Regions from separate parts of the Homo sapiens genome. Here regions 2 and 3 are each linked to region 1. A link is a loop called in an ENCODE intact Hi-C map of the cell type or tissue named here. Cell type or tissue: PC-3. All regions are shown on one strand. Region 1 holds the start of LOC105369786 (a long non-coding RNA gene). Region 2 has its middle 230 kb from the start of LRIG3-DT. Region 3 has its middle 210 kb from the start of LINC02403.

The links. Hi-C counts contacts between places; a loop is a spot of excess contacts. Peaks named below come from ENCODE experiments on the same cell type or tissue, not always from the same donor. Only the 100,000 strongest peaks of a DNase experiment are listed, where the experiment ranks them.
Region 2: it touches region 1 in a loop (6-fold over the local background); 2 of 110 quality-filtered maps call a loop at or near these places.
Region 3: a loop joins it to region 1, with 10 times the contacts of the local background. A loop is called at or near these places in 14 of 110 quality-filtered maps.

What each region holds. Positions count from the first base shown.
Region 1 is chr12:58,174,475-58,179,474 of GRCh38, forward strand. It overlaps LOC105369786 (a long non-coding RNA gene), which reads right to left and starts at 3,520. Exons shown (of 3, transcript XR_945004.3): 1 at 3,448-3,520; 2 at 2,840-3,003; 3 at 2,062-2,181. In PC-3, CTCF peaks have their summits at 2,001 (motif pointing right) and 2,203; a DNase peak (open chromatin) is centred at 2,007.
Region 2 is chr12:59,148,330-59,153,329 of GRCh38, forward strand. No RefSeq gene overlaps it. Among named protein-coding and RNA genes, the nearest start is that of LRIG3-DT, 230 kb to the left of the region's middle. In PC-3, a CTCF peak has its summit at 1,892 (motif pointing left); a DNase peak (open chromatin) is centred at 1,862.
Region 3 is chr12:58,300,389-58,305,388 of GRCh38, forward strand. No RefSeq gene overlaps it. Among named protein-coding and RNA genes, the nearest start is that of LINC02403, 210 kb to the left of the region's middle. In PC-3, a CTCF peak has its summit at 2,177; a DNase peak (open chromatin) is centred at 2,223; H3K27ac peaks cover 713 bases.

The DNA.
Region 1 (5,000 bases):
TCCTGAAAAAAATTTTTGCAGTTTGGCTGGAAATGTTCATGCTTGATTTCAACACATTTACAGAGCATTCACAGGAAATAATTGCAAGTTCACACAATATGCTCTGTGGGTGTGATTCGGATCAGCTCTCAAGAGCACGGAATGAAGGCTTTCAGCCATTTAGGCAAAGAAACATTAAAATAATGATAAAAGGATCCCACTGCAATTGAAGGGAGTGAAAAAGAATTAGATAGTAAGGCACACATTTTATCTTCCTTGGGATCAAAAGCTGCTGGGCACACCAGTGGATCTGAATTCTATTATATTGAGAAGTATTCTTAGGGTTTTAAGGATTTGAGCCATGTTAGTTTTGTTTGTTGAATCCTGGTCATAGTAACATTTCACTTCATGGGGGAATAATAGGAGGTAGCAGGGAAGGCTCACAGAATGGAGCTTACTCTTTATGAGAAAAAAATGTGCTAAAGATTTGAGACTTTATTGTTACCAAATGTGGAAGAAAGTATTTTTATGATGCCAGTCTTGTCTCCTGAGACCTCTGAGTTGCTAAACATTGATCTAAACACTGTGAGGGCTGAACAGGAAAATGCGAGATGGGACCCTTACCTTAACATTCATATGAGCTGTTTTGGGGGGTAAAACATGCTTCTGTGGAAGGACTAAATGCAAGTTAACACAAATTAAAGTGTGCCCAGCCTAAGAAACAGAAATCTGAAAACCTGAACACAGAAGACCAAAATCTTAGAGTATATAAAACAGTGATTTGCATAGCCAATGATCAAATATAGGATATACTAAAAATGTAAATATATGCTTCAATTTATTAATAATGATAGCTTGCATCTGTGTTGCCCTTGACTGTTTTCACAGCATTTTCACATACTTATTTTCACACTTCTCACTACTGTTGACCTATTGACCCATTTTTCTGGGACGCAGATATAAGGCAATTGTTAAAGTGTCATACAATTATTATGCCATAGAATCATCACTACTATTTCCTTTTCAGTTGGTTTTTAAAACAATTTTTTCTTTTGGTAGAGACATCTCACTCTGTTACCCTGGCTGGTCTTGAACTCTTGGCCTCAAGCAATCCTTCTGCCTTGGCCTCCCAAAGTGCTGAAATTATAAGCTTGAGCTACCATGTCTGGTCTGATTTAACTTAGTAAGAATATTGCTTTTACCATAGCACTGTACTCCAAAAATCCTATGTCTACTACAAAAGTTTTTAGTTTCACTGTTGAATTTTTTCATGAGATAGACAGAAATACTGGAAATACTGGAGCTATTTTTGGAATTAACTGATATTGTATTTGAAACTTCAGTAATGACAATGACATAAAACTGACAGTTTCAACTTTTGAAGTTTTTTTCTGCTTATGGAGTCACTCCACACAGCTTTCACTTTACCTTTTGTATATGCACAGAAATATTTGGAATAAAAAGTAAGTGAAATTTATTTAGAAGAACAGTCATTTGATATAAATAAAAAGTCATGCCTCACAGAATAATACATAAACACATGTTCTGCAGCTGAAAGTGCTAAATCTTCATCTCTGGGCATAGTCGTCTTAAAATAATTAACTTTTGAAGTAGATGAGGATGCTTCTTAGGTTTGTCTTCAGGTTTTCATGTGGTCAGTGATATCACGATGGCCCTCATGGTGGATGGTAAGTAAGTCTTAACAAATGTTCTTGAGACGTAGAAATTCAATACTTAATTTTTTATTAATAGGCACTTTTAAAAAGATCATTGCAGCTGAAGAGTTTATTACAAAATAAAAAAATTACTGAACACCATATTATAAATGACAAAATCACTTTGGTAAGAGCTTTCAGACTACTTTCTATGATACATTCTATGGTGAAACTGTTCAGACTGTACTCTGATATGTAATGTAATTTCCCACATTTCCCTCTCAATGGTTAGCTGGGAGCCTGGCGTCTCTATGCATTTAGGCATTTCACACAGGCTGGTCCACCTGGCTTATTCATGAAATCGCCAGCAGAGGGAGGAATGATGAGTAGTCTCCTACCACCCGACACTGGAAGTTCGCGAGTGCTTGGATCTGAGTATCTTTTGTCATGTGGGCTTGTATCTGAGTATCTTTTGTCATGTGGGCAAGCATGCACCCTGCATGCTGTTCTTGAAAGTGAGCTATTAATCACGTTGCTCTGAAAAGGGCTGGGAAAAGAGAGATGGATTGTTGATCATCTTTTCGTTTTAAACCATGTGTTAAAGTTAGATCTCTGTTCACTGCCCTGTGTGCCTTACACAAAGCCAAGTAAGAATTATGGCAGAAGCTGGAAGTACAAAGTGGAAGTCTACCAAACCTATCCTGACTTATTTTAATGCAGCTTTAATAAAAATTCCTCAAATGGGACAAATGCTAAACTAGTCCTGGGTCAACAGGCATAAGCCAGTGCTGGCCCAGGGATGAGGAGAATGATATTCACTCTAGTTAAGGACAAGCAACCTCTTTTCTTTACCACATCTTATCCCTTCACATTTGAAACTTTCTTCTCTGCCCCAGATGGATCTCTTCTCTAAGTCAAGCATCCTTATTTCTTTCCTCTGTTCATCATATGAGGTGGATCCCTGCATTGTCCCCTTTTTGGGTGAAGGGTAGGACTACTCAGTGTCCAGACTTTGACTTCATGTTTGATGAACTGTTCAACTAGTTGTTTCTACCTGTGTGGATTAGCTTCTCTGGCTCTGCCCTTTGACATGATGGGCTTAAGAGGGGTTTATAGGAAAAGAAACTGAGGGACCAAATAGGCAACCATTTCGTGTTCCCAGTTCTACCTGAAGAACAAGTGTGATCCCATCCTGTTCATTTTACCTCTGTCCTGTACTGTCTTCTTCATCTGCTTCCTTCATGACATTTCAGAGCTCTCTGTGCATCTGGGTCTGTCTCACGTTATGCAAAAGCAGGTGTAGAGGCCACTGAGTCTGCTTTCTTTATCTAATCACAGTGGTCTAGCTCACCTTCATGCTTCCTTTAACCTGGGGGATAGATATGCTTACCACATCCTGTATTTTTTTTTCCCAAGACTTGACCTCCCAGGCTCAAGTGAGTTTACCGCCTCAGCTTTCCAAGCAGCTGGCACAACAGGTGTGCACCATGATGTCTGGCTAATTTTTTGTATTTTTGTAGAGATAGAGTTTTGCCATGTTGCCCAGGCTGGTCTCAAATGCCTAGGCTCAAGCCATCCATCTGCCTCAGCCTCCCAAAGTGCTGGGACTACAGGCATGAGCCACCATGCCTGACCCTTTGTTGTTCTTATAGAACTCATGTATTACTGTAAATGAGCACCCTTCTAATGATAAAGATATACTTTGTTCTAGAAACAGAATTAAAATAATTTCTTAGATTTCTTCTGTGGCTTATTTCCACAAAATGTGATCCATGCCCTTATGGAACTACTGGTTGCTCTTTAACTTAGATACCTGTTGTGTGAACCATCAGGCATGAGGAACACACTAGTTCTCTAATCTCCTGCTAGAGATGCTTCCCTAGATCTCCTTTCCCTACTTCATCTGTGTTCATTACATTCTCCCCACATTGCTCCAGGCAGAAGGTGAAAACATCGGGGCAGGAGATAGCAAGGAGGTGAGCGCAAGACTGGACAACTTCACAAAGTGATTAGACAGAGCAGAGGACTGTAGAAGGTGGTGAAAGTGATTCCTGTCTCACTCTTCACCCATAAAAATGGTGCAGAACTTAGATTTGTCAGTAGGATCATAGAATGCTGCTATTACTGATCAGAATCTTTGCAATCATATGGTTCCAATCCCTTCATTTCATAAAAGAGAAATAAGAAGTTGAAGGAGGCATCAGTCTGGGAGTAGAATATGGGTCTCTTAATTCTGTTCATCACCATATCTTCTTATTCATGGGTGCCTGGCATAGCAAAAGCTGGGGGGCAGAGGAGAAAAGACTAGGAGTATTGGAAAGAGTATTGTTTTGGGAGTCAGAAAATTTATGTTCTAGTACCAGCTCTGCCATCAAATATCTGTGTAATTTTAGGGAGTCAATTTGCCTTTCTAAACATTAGTGTTCTCATTTATAAATTGATAATATCTAAAGTCTCTTTCATTTCTAAATCTCCACTGAATTGCTGCTTTCCTTCTAGCATTCACTAAGATTTACTTTTAGCTAGATTCTATTCTAAATACATAATCATATTTAACCTTTAAGGAATTCTGAGGTATATTCTGTTATTATTCTATTTTACAGATGAGGAAACTGGAAAGCAGAGAGGTTAAGTAACTTGCTCAAAGTCATGGGACTAATAAATGGAAGATGAAACATGACTCCAAAACCCACTCAGTGGGTGAAAGATAAATGTGTGTGTGTGTGTGTGTGTGTGCGCACGCACAAATGAAGGAGCTTCGGAATCTGCAATATTCACTGAGAGGGGTGTCCAGTAATAAAGAGCTGAGAAACATTGGCTTGAGTCCTACAAGCCTATGTAAGATATATATTTTGAATACATTTATGGACTGCTGTTGCCAGTCGAAGTCTTTTTGCAAATTGTCAAAAATGAAAGCATTTTCTTATTGAGCAACCAGGCACAAGTGGCATAGCTCTTAATTCTTAGATCTCAGAACACTTACCAATCACTCTGGCTTCATAAAATGCCTTTGTTCACCTTGGCTTGCAATCACATTTCCCTGATTCCTTCTTTGAGTTAAAATATTTTTCTCTACTCTTCTGAAACAGAGGCTAAAATTAATAGACAATATTACAACAGGCAATTCGTAATCAGAGAATTGATTTAAGACCTATTATGACAGGTAAGCAAAAGTGAAATTTTAATGAGGGCTTGGAACAACACTTTTTCCTCTTTGATTCCTCAAATGACTGATGGTTTGTCATTTTTAAAAGGGCTTATATTTTGCACTGTCATTATGCTAGGTATAATGCCATATATTCTCTCCTATGAGGTGGTTTCTCAAATAGAACATACCTGAAGTTTTCCATCTCCCAAGGAAAAATG
Region 2 (5,000 bases), 970 kb after region 1:
ATGAGAACGGACTAATACAAGATATAACAACAACAACAATAATAGTAATGTCAAGGTGTTTATGCATATAATCAGTTGCAGCCACATCACATCAAAAGTAATAATGACAACTATTCAGTTAAAAAAAAAAGAAAGAAAGTTCTGAGGAGAAATGAAAAAGTGCCAGTGTTTCAATGGAACTCTTGGAAACTTTGTCTTCTAATTGATTTATTTTTTAATTTGTTGGGGAGGAAAAAAAATACATTTTCCTTCTAACCCATCATAGGTTCATTGGCTGGGGCCCCTATAACAAAAGACAGATTAACAAGAGAAAAGCATACACATTTATTTAATATTATTTTTTACATGACACAGGAGCCTTCATAAAGAAGTGAAGACTGAAAAAAACAATTAAACCTGAGTGTTTTTAAATAGATTTGAGGAAGTGTTTTAAATAGGTTTGAGGAAGAATAGAGAATCATGGAAAAGCATAAGGCAAAAAAAAAGAGCAGGAAGAAAGAAAGAAAAAAGGAAGGAAAGAAGGAAGGAAGGAAAGAAGGAAGAAAGAGTATGAGTTAAGGGTAATAAACCAGGGGAACTTGGGCCTTTTTGTTCAGATTCCTCTTGGTGTCCCTGTGATCTGTGTCTTTGGAGGTAAGGATGCTCCTTTCCTCTAGGTATTGAGAAGCCACCTCTCACATGAAGCCCTATGACCTTCTCTAGGGGAGAAGTGAAGGAGAAGTCAGAGATATCTTCCTGCATATCTATTTCACAAATTCCTTCAACTTAAAATATTCCATATGTCAAGGTGCCACATTTTAGGATAGCACATCTTGAACTCTGTCAAGTTCTATTTGTTTTTTTTAATGTGATGGAGTTTTTGGTGTGTGTATGTGTTTAGTGCTGGGTGAGAAAAATATCTTATATCCTAAAATACTAGTTGTAATTATGCACAAATAGTCATCAACTCAGAATTTTATAGAGAAAATATAAATCTTAACCATCATTTAGCCCAATAGTTATAATAATGACAGACCATCAGAATTATCTAGAATTGCATGTGTGTATAATATGATCTTAAATTGTATCATATGTATATGTATGTATAGATGTTGCTGAGTTTCATTCCTGGAGAGTCAGTGCTAATTCACAAGGTATGGAGAATGACAATGCAAGGTTTCCTCTATGAGCAGCCAGGTTGGGAAACCATTTACGTTACAAGTTCTGTAACTTTGCATGAGGCAACTGAAGCCTGTGTAGATTGACCAACCTACCACTTATCATACAGCCATCAGATACTATAGTCAGTAATAAACCCAGGCTTTCTGACTCTTGACTTTTCCCCATAACCGAGGTTTCTTCTTCAAGATGTTTATGAGACATTGCTAATCCCTTGACTATGACTTTGAATGTCTAACACTTCACTGATACTCAGCTCTTGTTTTTTGTCTAATAAATAATTATTTATGCTGTTGATTCACTACTTATCCTTTAAAAGTAACATGATATTGCATTTGCCCATAAAAATAAAATTGTTAACACTTGCTCCCTTTCATTGGAAATGATTTTCACATTTTATTGTTTCTATTTGTTAACACTTATCTTCTAACTTATGGTTTTTCACTTCAAAGTTAAATTATTTAAATCTAGAAAAAATTGTTTATTAAATTCACTTGTTTAACAATTTCAGAAAAGTCAGCCAATGAATTGTTTATTGAGAGGGTTGTTCCCTCCCTCCCTTCCTTGCTTTCTTCCTTCCTTTCTTCCTTCCTTCCTTCCTTTCTTCCCTCCCTCTTATAATCCCCAGAGGAAATGGCAGATGCGAATGGCTGAAATGTAATGTAATTGACTTGTCTCCCTAGTTTGTGTATTACTGCCCTCTGTTGGATACAATTAGGTCTACTCTAATATGTTAGACTGTCTTGCCCCCTAGTGGTTTGTGCAGAAGACAGTAATGAGGACATTGGAAAACACTGTGTGAAGGATCAGCTAATTATTTATTTACTTTTAGATAAGTACAATTTGACAAAAACCTGATTTTATAATAACTGATTTAACATGTAACAACTCACCTTGCTTGTGTCTCAAATTTCATTTATGAACAAATCAATAGACTAATTACTAAGTTAGAGAAATATGTTGCTATATAAGAAATATAAAATTTATGGTAACTTTTAATGCACAACTCAATTTATCACTTCATTAATTGGAGACTTCTAATGGGCCATTTTCTGAAAATTGAATTTATTTCTTCTTCTTCTTCTTTCAGAGACAGGTCTCTCTGTTGCCTGGGTTGGAGTGCAGTGGCCTCAAGTTCCTAGCCACAAGCGAACCTCCTGTATCAGCTTCCTTTGTAGCTGGGACTACAGGTGTGCATCATCACACCAGGCTAATTTTTAAATTTGTTTTTGGAAAGACAGGTCCTGTTTAATTTCCCAGCTGGTCTCGAACTACTGGCTTCAAGAGATCCTTTTACCTCAGCCTCCCAAAAGTCTGGGATTACAGGTGTGAGCCACTGAGTCCAGCCTGAAAATGGAATTTCCTGAACTGGAATGAGTTTTATTCACTATGCCTGAGATTCTGCAAACTGAAGCAGAGACATGCAGCAGAGAATTTTTTTTTTTTGAGGCAGGGTCTCACTGTGTCACCCAGAGTGGAGTGCAGTGGCATGATCTTGGCTTACCACAACCTCCACCTCCCAGGCTCAAGCAATTCTCCTGCCTCAGCTTCCCGGGTAGCTGGGATTACAGGCATGCACCACTACCACCCGGCTAATTTTTTTTGTATTTTTAGTAGAGACATGGTTTCACCATGTTGGCCAGGCTGGTCTTGAACTTCTGACTTCAAATGACCCACTTGTCTTGGCCTTCCAAAGTGCTGGGATTACAGGTGTGAGCCACTGCACCTGGCATGAATTTAAATTAGAAAAATAGAGACACTTTAAGCAAAATTTTTTGACAAAATATGAAAAATAAATTGGCTATAGTAAATTTACTACTATTTCAAAATAAAACATAATCAGCATAATCACCCATTCAATTAATTCATTAGAAATTAACAAACCTAACTTGTGCAACTCTCAGATGAATAAGAAGTAAAAAAGCTCTTGGTTTCTTGTAGCTTACATTCCTTAGATTTGTAGATCCTGTTGGGTTGAGTCATTTCTAAGAATAGATTAATTTTTCCCCCTTTCTCCTATCACTCCAAACTTACTCCTCTCATGGCTCTTATGAATTCAGTTTTTTTTCTTGTTTATCATCCCAGTAATCCATATCTGTATGTCCTAGGTTATAGTACCTGAACCAAGGTGAGCTTTTAATGAATCTTTGTTTTCAGTACCCCCTGTCTCCTTATAACCCTTAACTCTTCTCTTGCCCCCTCTGGTATTCAAGAAACCCTGAGACTTTACCATGAAAACCTCCTCCACTGAAAGGTCAATCAGCCCTCTATTGCCTTAAAATGAAGTCTTTGCCCAGAAAGTAACAATGCATTTGCCCAGAAGTACAAACATATTAAGCTTTATCTTGAGCTTAAAATCAAATATATATTTAATTCATCTTCCTCTTCCAGGCTCCCCCCTCCCCCGCCACACACATGTATACATAGACAAAGGATAGACTCTGGAGGACAAAGGGCAGGAATTTATAGCACAGTAGGTCTTCTCACTCCATAAACCGTATGCCTTAAAACAGCAAATCTACCTCATCTTTTTTTTTTTTGCTTCCTTTATTCATCCTTTTTGTTCTTCTTAAACTAAAGAACTTGCCCTTCTCTCTCAGTGACAGCAGGGATGACACTTAGTCAGGTATGGCTGTATTGGTTGTGAAGAGCTGGTATCTGTCCGAATTGATTGCTACATCTGTCCTGATGAGCTGGTGCTTATTACAGATTCCGAAGATTACCATAGGACAGCAGGCAGTTTGCATTTGTCCACACCAGAGTTTTGCGTGTGCTATTCCCTTTTTCTAGAATCACTTACTTCTGTCTCTTCTAATCCTGAATTCTCAGTCATATTCTAGTAGTCTACTTATATGTTATTTGGTGACCCTGAAAAATTCCAGGATAGAGTTGATGACAACCTCATTTGAGTCCATTCTGTACTTTGTGAAAACCCTATTAAGGTACCTTATCATTGTTCAGCATATTCCAGAACACTGGGAAACTTCAGCTATGAACACTGTTTCTTTTTTTTTTAACTTAAAACTAACATTAAGTTATTAAACTTGCCTTGTATTTTAAAATTTGTTCATTTTCACCCTTTTGGGGGATCATTTCTTAGATGTTATGGATTCTGACTAGGTCTTTTTGAATTTTGTTCTATCTTTCTATAAATCTGAGATTTTTTTAACTTTTATCTTCCAATTAATTAGTCCTCCAATCATTTTCTTTTAATTTCTAAAAGCACTCTTTTTCTTAGATTTTTTTTTCATAGCCTTTCATTCCTATTTGGTGGATACTGTATCTTCTTTAATCTTTGAGAAAACATATTTGACTTTGAACAAATTTTCATCATTATGTTACACAAATTATCGGTTTCTATTGTATGTTTTTCATGTTGCAGATATCCTGCAGTTTATGTTGAATGTTTGTTTTATACTGACACTTAGAAGGAATAAATAGGAAGCTCTGTGTGTGGTCAAGTTCAGCAGGCTTCACTTTAAGGTTAGTGGGCGGGGGTAGCCATTAAACCAAAAAGCCTCTTAATGCTGGAATAAGGAAAACTGTGCTCTACAGTTTATTTAGAATTTCACTGATTAACCAGAGGTAGATGATGCAGTTTCTTTGGAGAAAAGCCCTGTGATTTTTGTCCATAGCTAAGTGCCAGGTAGCAGGATATAGTTCATCCAAGTCCTGGGAGACATCTACTCTCTGCTGACCTTGGGTCCCTGAGGCAAAGCCACTCAAGAGTCTCCTTAGTCAGGCTGAATTTATCCTTGACTTTGTCTTTTGCAGCTTCCTTCCCAATTTTTCCAGTCTGCAGTTCAGTGTCACTTCTGCTTCATCCTTTATCTTTTTTCATC
Region 3 (5,000 bases), 130 kb after region 1:
TTAATGAGAAGTAGCCATTTGATGAGGACAGGCTTTATTCTTGAGAAGCACTCTCTTTCCTTCCAAGGTTAAGTTTAAAGACAAAATCCTTCCGTTTCATTCAAGTTCTGGCATTCACAGCCTGTGAGGTCACTTTAAGACATCTCAGATTTTGTTGTGACAAAGAAAAATAACCCAGGTTTTGTGCACCCACGTACAAACCTAATTTGGTGATTCCTAAAATTTTCTGTCAGCTTTCTGTAGGCAGGAGGTTAAAAAAGGTAGCTGTTTAATCTCTGTTTAATCCTCAAAGTATGTGCCAAAAAAGGATTTTTCATATGATAGTGAAAATAGCTCTTTCATGCATATTTTCACCAGCAAAAGGTTTAAGTAGGATTTTGAAATATCTTCAGTCACCCCTTTACCTATCTGAGTTATTCTTATTTCAGTGATGCCATTGGCACCTTGTCAGAGATGTTCGGGGACAGAGGCATTCTAGTAGGAAATTTAAAACTAAAAGAGAGATGAGACAACTTTGTTACCCAGCTGAATCATAATTGTGTTTTAAGAAGCTGATGGTACTTCAGGAACACTAAAATACAGATAGCATATTATTATTATTAGGATTATTAACCATTATAATATTGTTAATTGCTGTCACCGAGCTACTGTACAACAAAGCCTTAAACCCAACTCCCGTCTTTCTGAGCCCAGAGCCCAAGCTTTCCTAACCACCGTATTATATTGTTTCTTTGACCCTCCTTCTCCACCCACCCAGCACTCACTCCAGGCCAGCTAATTGCCGCTTCTTGCAGAATTTCCTCATCATGACACATCTGTTCCGATTTGTAGCTCTCTGTATATGTGATGGTCCCACCTGCTGGGCTGTCATGTCTTTGAAAATATGGTCAATGCCTTATATATTACTGTATTTTAAGCCATGAATGTAACAGAAATGCAGATTCAGTCACTTGTTACTTGCACAGTCCGATTAACAGCAAGGTCTGACATAAAGAAAGTGACTTTTGGCCAGTGCGGTGCCTCATGCCTGTAATTTGAGCATTTTAGGAGGCCAGGATGGGCAGACTGCTTGAGGCTAGAAATTCAAGAGCAACCTGGGCAACATGGTGAAACCTCATCTCTACCCAAAATAAATAAATAAATAAATAAATAAATAAATAAATAAGCCAGGTGTGATGGTGTGCACCTGTAGTCCCAGATACTCAGAAGGATCATGTGAACCCGGGAGATGGATCGAGGCTGCAGTGAGCCATGATCATGCTACTGCACTCCAGTCTGAGTCTGGGCAACAGAGTGTGACCCTATCTCAAAAAACAAAACAAAACAAAAAAACAAGAACAAAATTAAAAACAAAGCAATTATTTATTCCAAAGCTAGCTTAGGGGAAGAAGTACAGGCTACCTGCCTTAAAGGTATTGCTTCTCTTCTGGGGCAGAAAGCAAGGGCTTTTAAAGGGGAACTTGGCATGAACGGCACACAGGGAGGGATGCAACAGGTGGGGATCTATGTGACTTCGTGCCTTATCCACCGAGTGGTCAGCCTGGCGTCATTGAGGGCAGAACTAGATTGTAAAGTGGCCATTGTTTCAAGATGCTCTACCAGTGGGAAAGAGTTTCATAGCAGGCTTACTTTAAGTGTAAATTGCTCAAGGCAATCTCCTGGTGGGAGAGGTCTCAGCTCTGAAGCTTCTAAGCACACAGTTAGATGAACTTGCCTTGTAGGGAGTGTCTGGTGAAGGGAAGGTAGAAGGTTATAATTACATTTCTAAAGAGCCAAGTAGGAAGTGGGGAACAGGGGAAGAGGAGGAAAGAGGAAGAAAAAAAATTAAAAAATAACTCATTCTTTTTTTCCTAGAAAAATGGGGGGTCCTTGATTACGTTAGTGGGTAGTTTCCATTTTCTTGGCACAGAATTGTCTCTTCATAAACGTTTGTTTAGTGAATGATTACTCTCCTGAATAGTTACTATTTTATAACTTTATTCTTTAATGCACATTTTTGGAGTACAAAACTTCAGAAATAGAATCAACATTTTTAATAATTGTCAGGCTTCACACAGAAAGAGGAGACTAGTTAAATAAACTCATCTTTGAAAAGGTCTTTTAAGACTCTCCCCCAACCATCACAAAACACAGGAAGAGGAAGCAGTAAAGCAAACCTGTGGCTTTGGGAGACACCTACTGCCAGAAAGGATTGCAGTTTGGGGTGGAAATATTTCTGATACCCAGGTTGGTGTTGTGCCAATTGTGACAGTTGGCAAATACAACAGTTTTTATTGTATTTGCTTTTAAGAAAATATTCACATCCCTTTGAGTACAGGTTCCCTGTAGTATCTAAATCAATAGTGCCTTTAGACTCCATGTGACATTAATCCAACAAGAAAATCAGGTTCTCGTGCACCCAGATTTCCACTTGTACCTGTCACAATCAATTAAATTGATAGTGATTACAGAGAGATTACTTGGCTTGCTGAAGACCACATGGCCAGGAAGAAGGTTCAAGGCCAGAGCCCAGGCCTTTTGCTCCAGTGTACTTTACATTTACCAGCTGCCTCTGGGCTAGAAAAACTGCAGTTGTGTTTTCTGCTCTTACTTCAAGAGGTTGTTATATATCATGAGGTTAAGTACCTGATAGTTGTAGGCAGACTGTAATATATACAAATGAAGAGTACTAATATTAAATCTAGCAGATTAACCACAAGCTTTCCTCTCTGTAGACTCAACCAGGCAAATCTGGCCTCTTAAAGTTTGCTGAACTGTCTAATTCCAGGAAAAATCTGCCTTAAAAAATCTCAAGCACCCAAACTGTGAAAATAAAAATTAAAAGAACTTATGTCCCGTTGATGTTTAAGAATAAACAGACTTTTAGAAAACTCAGTGTTACGGCAAAAAAGAGACTGAAGAAAGATATCTGTGAAGTTCAAAATTTTGGGAGTAGTTTTTTCTTTTACCTTTTCATTTTATCGGCCTGCCTGTATCCACAATGGTAATTCTTTATTTTTTTCCCCTAGGTTTGACTTTTTTTCTCCCAACTCAAGAAAGTCCTACTGAGAGAAAATGCTTTGCAGAATTGTTTAATTATCACTAGATTTCTCAAAAAAAATTGTGACAGGGACTAATAATTCAGATTCAATGTTCAGTCTCTTTTTTCTACCACAATAGAACCACTGGTTTTTAGCTGTGCACCTGGCTTCTAGAACAAAAACTCTTATTTACAAACCTACCTTTTAGCCAGGTGTGACCATGTGACTAATCACTGGCCAATGAGATATGAGGAGCAGAGACGTGTTGGACTTCTGAAACTCTTACCTCCTGAAAGCGGGTGGGAATAATGTTCCCCCTTTTCCCACCCTCTTTCTTTATCCTGCTGCTCAAAATGTGGATTAAGATGAGCTACTTTGCACCAGGTAGATGAGAACAGAAACCTGAGGCTGTTGGAACCTGGGTCTTTTTTTGCATGTGACGGGGTTTTGCTCTGTTGCCCAGGCTGGAGTACAGTGGCATGATCATAGCTCACTGCAGCCCTGAACTCCTGGTCTCAAGTTTTCCATCCTGCCTCAGTTTTCCAAAGTGTGAGGACTACAGGTGTGAGACACTACATCCAGATGAGCCTAGATCTTTTAATGCATTTGCAAAACAGGGCTGTCCTACCAGCTTTCATGACTAGAAAGAAATGAACTTCTGTCTTAAGACACTGCTATTTTGGGCCTATTAAACATATAGCCAAATTTATATATACCCAATATAAATGCAGAGAAGGTGGCAGATTATTTTCAGATCAGAAATGAGTTTGAGGGCTGGGCACGGTGGCTCATGCCTGTAATCACAGCACTTTGGGAGGCCGAGGCAGGTGGATCACGAGGTCAGGAGATTGAGACCATCCTGGCTAACACGGTGAAACCCCATCTCTACTAAAAATACAAAGTATTAGCCGGGCGTGGTGGCCTGTCCCTGTAGTTCCAGTTATTCAGGAGGCTGAGGCAGGAGAATCACTTGAACCAGGGAGGCAGAGGTTGTGGTGAGCCAAGACTGTGCCACTGCACTCCACCCTGGGTGACAGAGTGAGACTCCGTCTCAAAAAAAAAAAAAAAAAAAAAAAAAAAAAGTAAAGAAATGAGTTTGAAATAAAATAATGATAAAATAGAATAAGAAAATTATCTTGTCCATATACTGACTATTCTATGGTGGCTAAACTTACAATAATGACTTGAATATCTGTTGGTGGACAAAAGCAAAGAGAGAATTCAAAACTCTGTGAATCAAGATTTATTTTATTACATATTAGCACCAAAAAACTAGGTATTCAAGTCTTCCATAATAATTTCATTCAGGTCAGGTCTATATTTCAAGCAATGGGCATTACTGATGAACTGTTTCATCGGACAACAACAATCAACTATCTAATTTATCTCGTGTTTGAGAGAAGAATGCTTGCTGTTAATGAGGAATTCTATCTTCTCAAGATGAGGGCTTTAGAAGGAATATCTGACCTGTTAATAGTTTGAAAAGACTTTAAGCCAATCTCAAGTCGCAGTAAATCTCAAACTTTGTAATTAAAATTAAGCAAATGTTCATGCATCGTTTTTAATTTGTGTTGTATTGAAAAGCTTAGGAAAAGAAAACTATGTGAGGAGATTAGGAGCCAGGGTGGGCAAGCCTGAATCTCACAGCGAGGAAGGAGGAACCAAAGTGTGATGAATCTTACAGAGTGTGATGATAAAGTTATGAGATAGACACCCATGAGAATAAATGAACTTGCCTTACAGACTAGATGGTTGCAACTTCATAGCTTCCTAGGGAATTTTACTATGTTTACTATCTTACTTACATAGTTTGTTTTTAGCCTATGTCAACCATATAGGCTATCAAACATGTGGCAAAGCTAGACGTTTTAATTTCCTGCCTTTCCCAAAGTAACAAGTTAGTTCTTTTCCAGTCTGTATGATGGTTTGGAAAATACAATAAACTAAACATACTCTTGCAGACACATGTGTGTGTACACA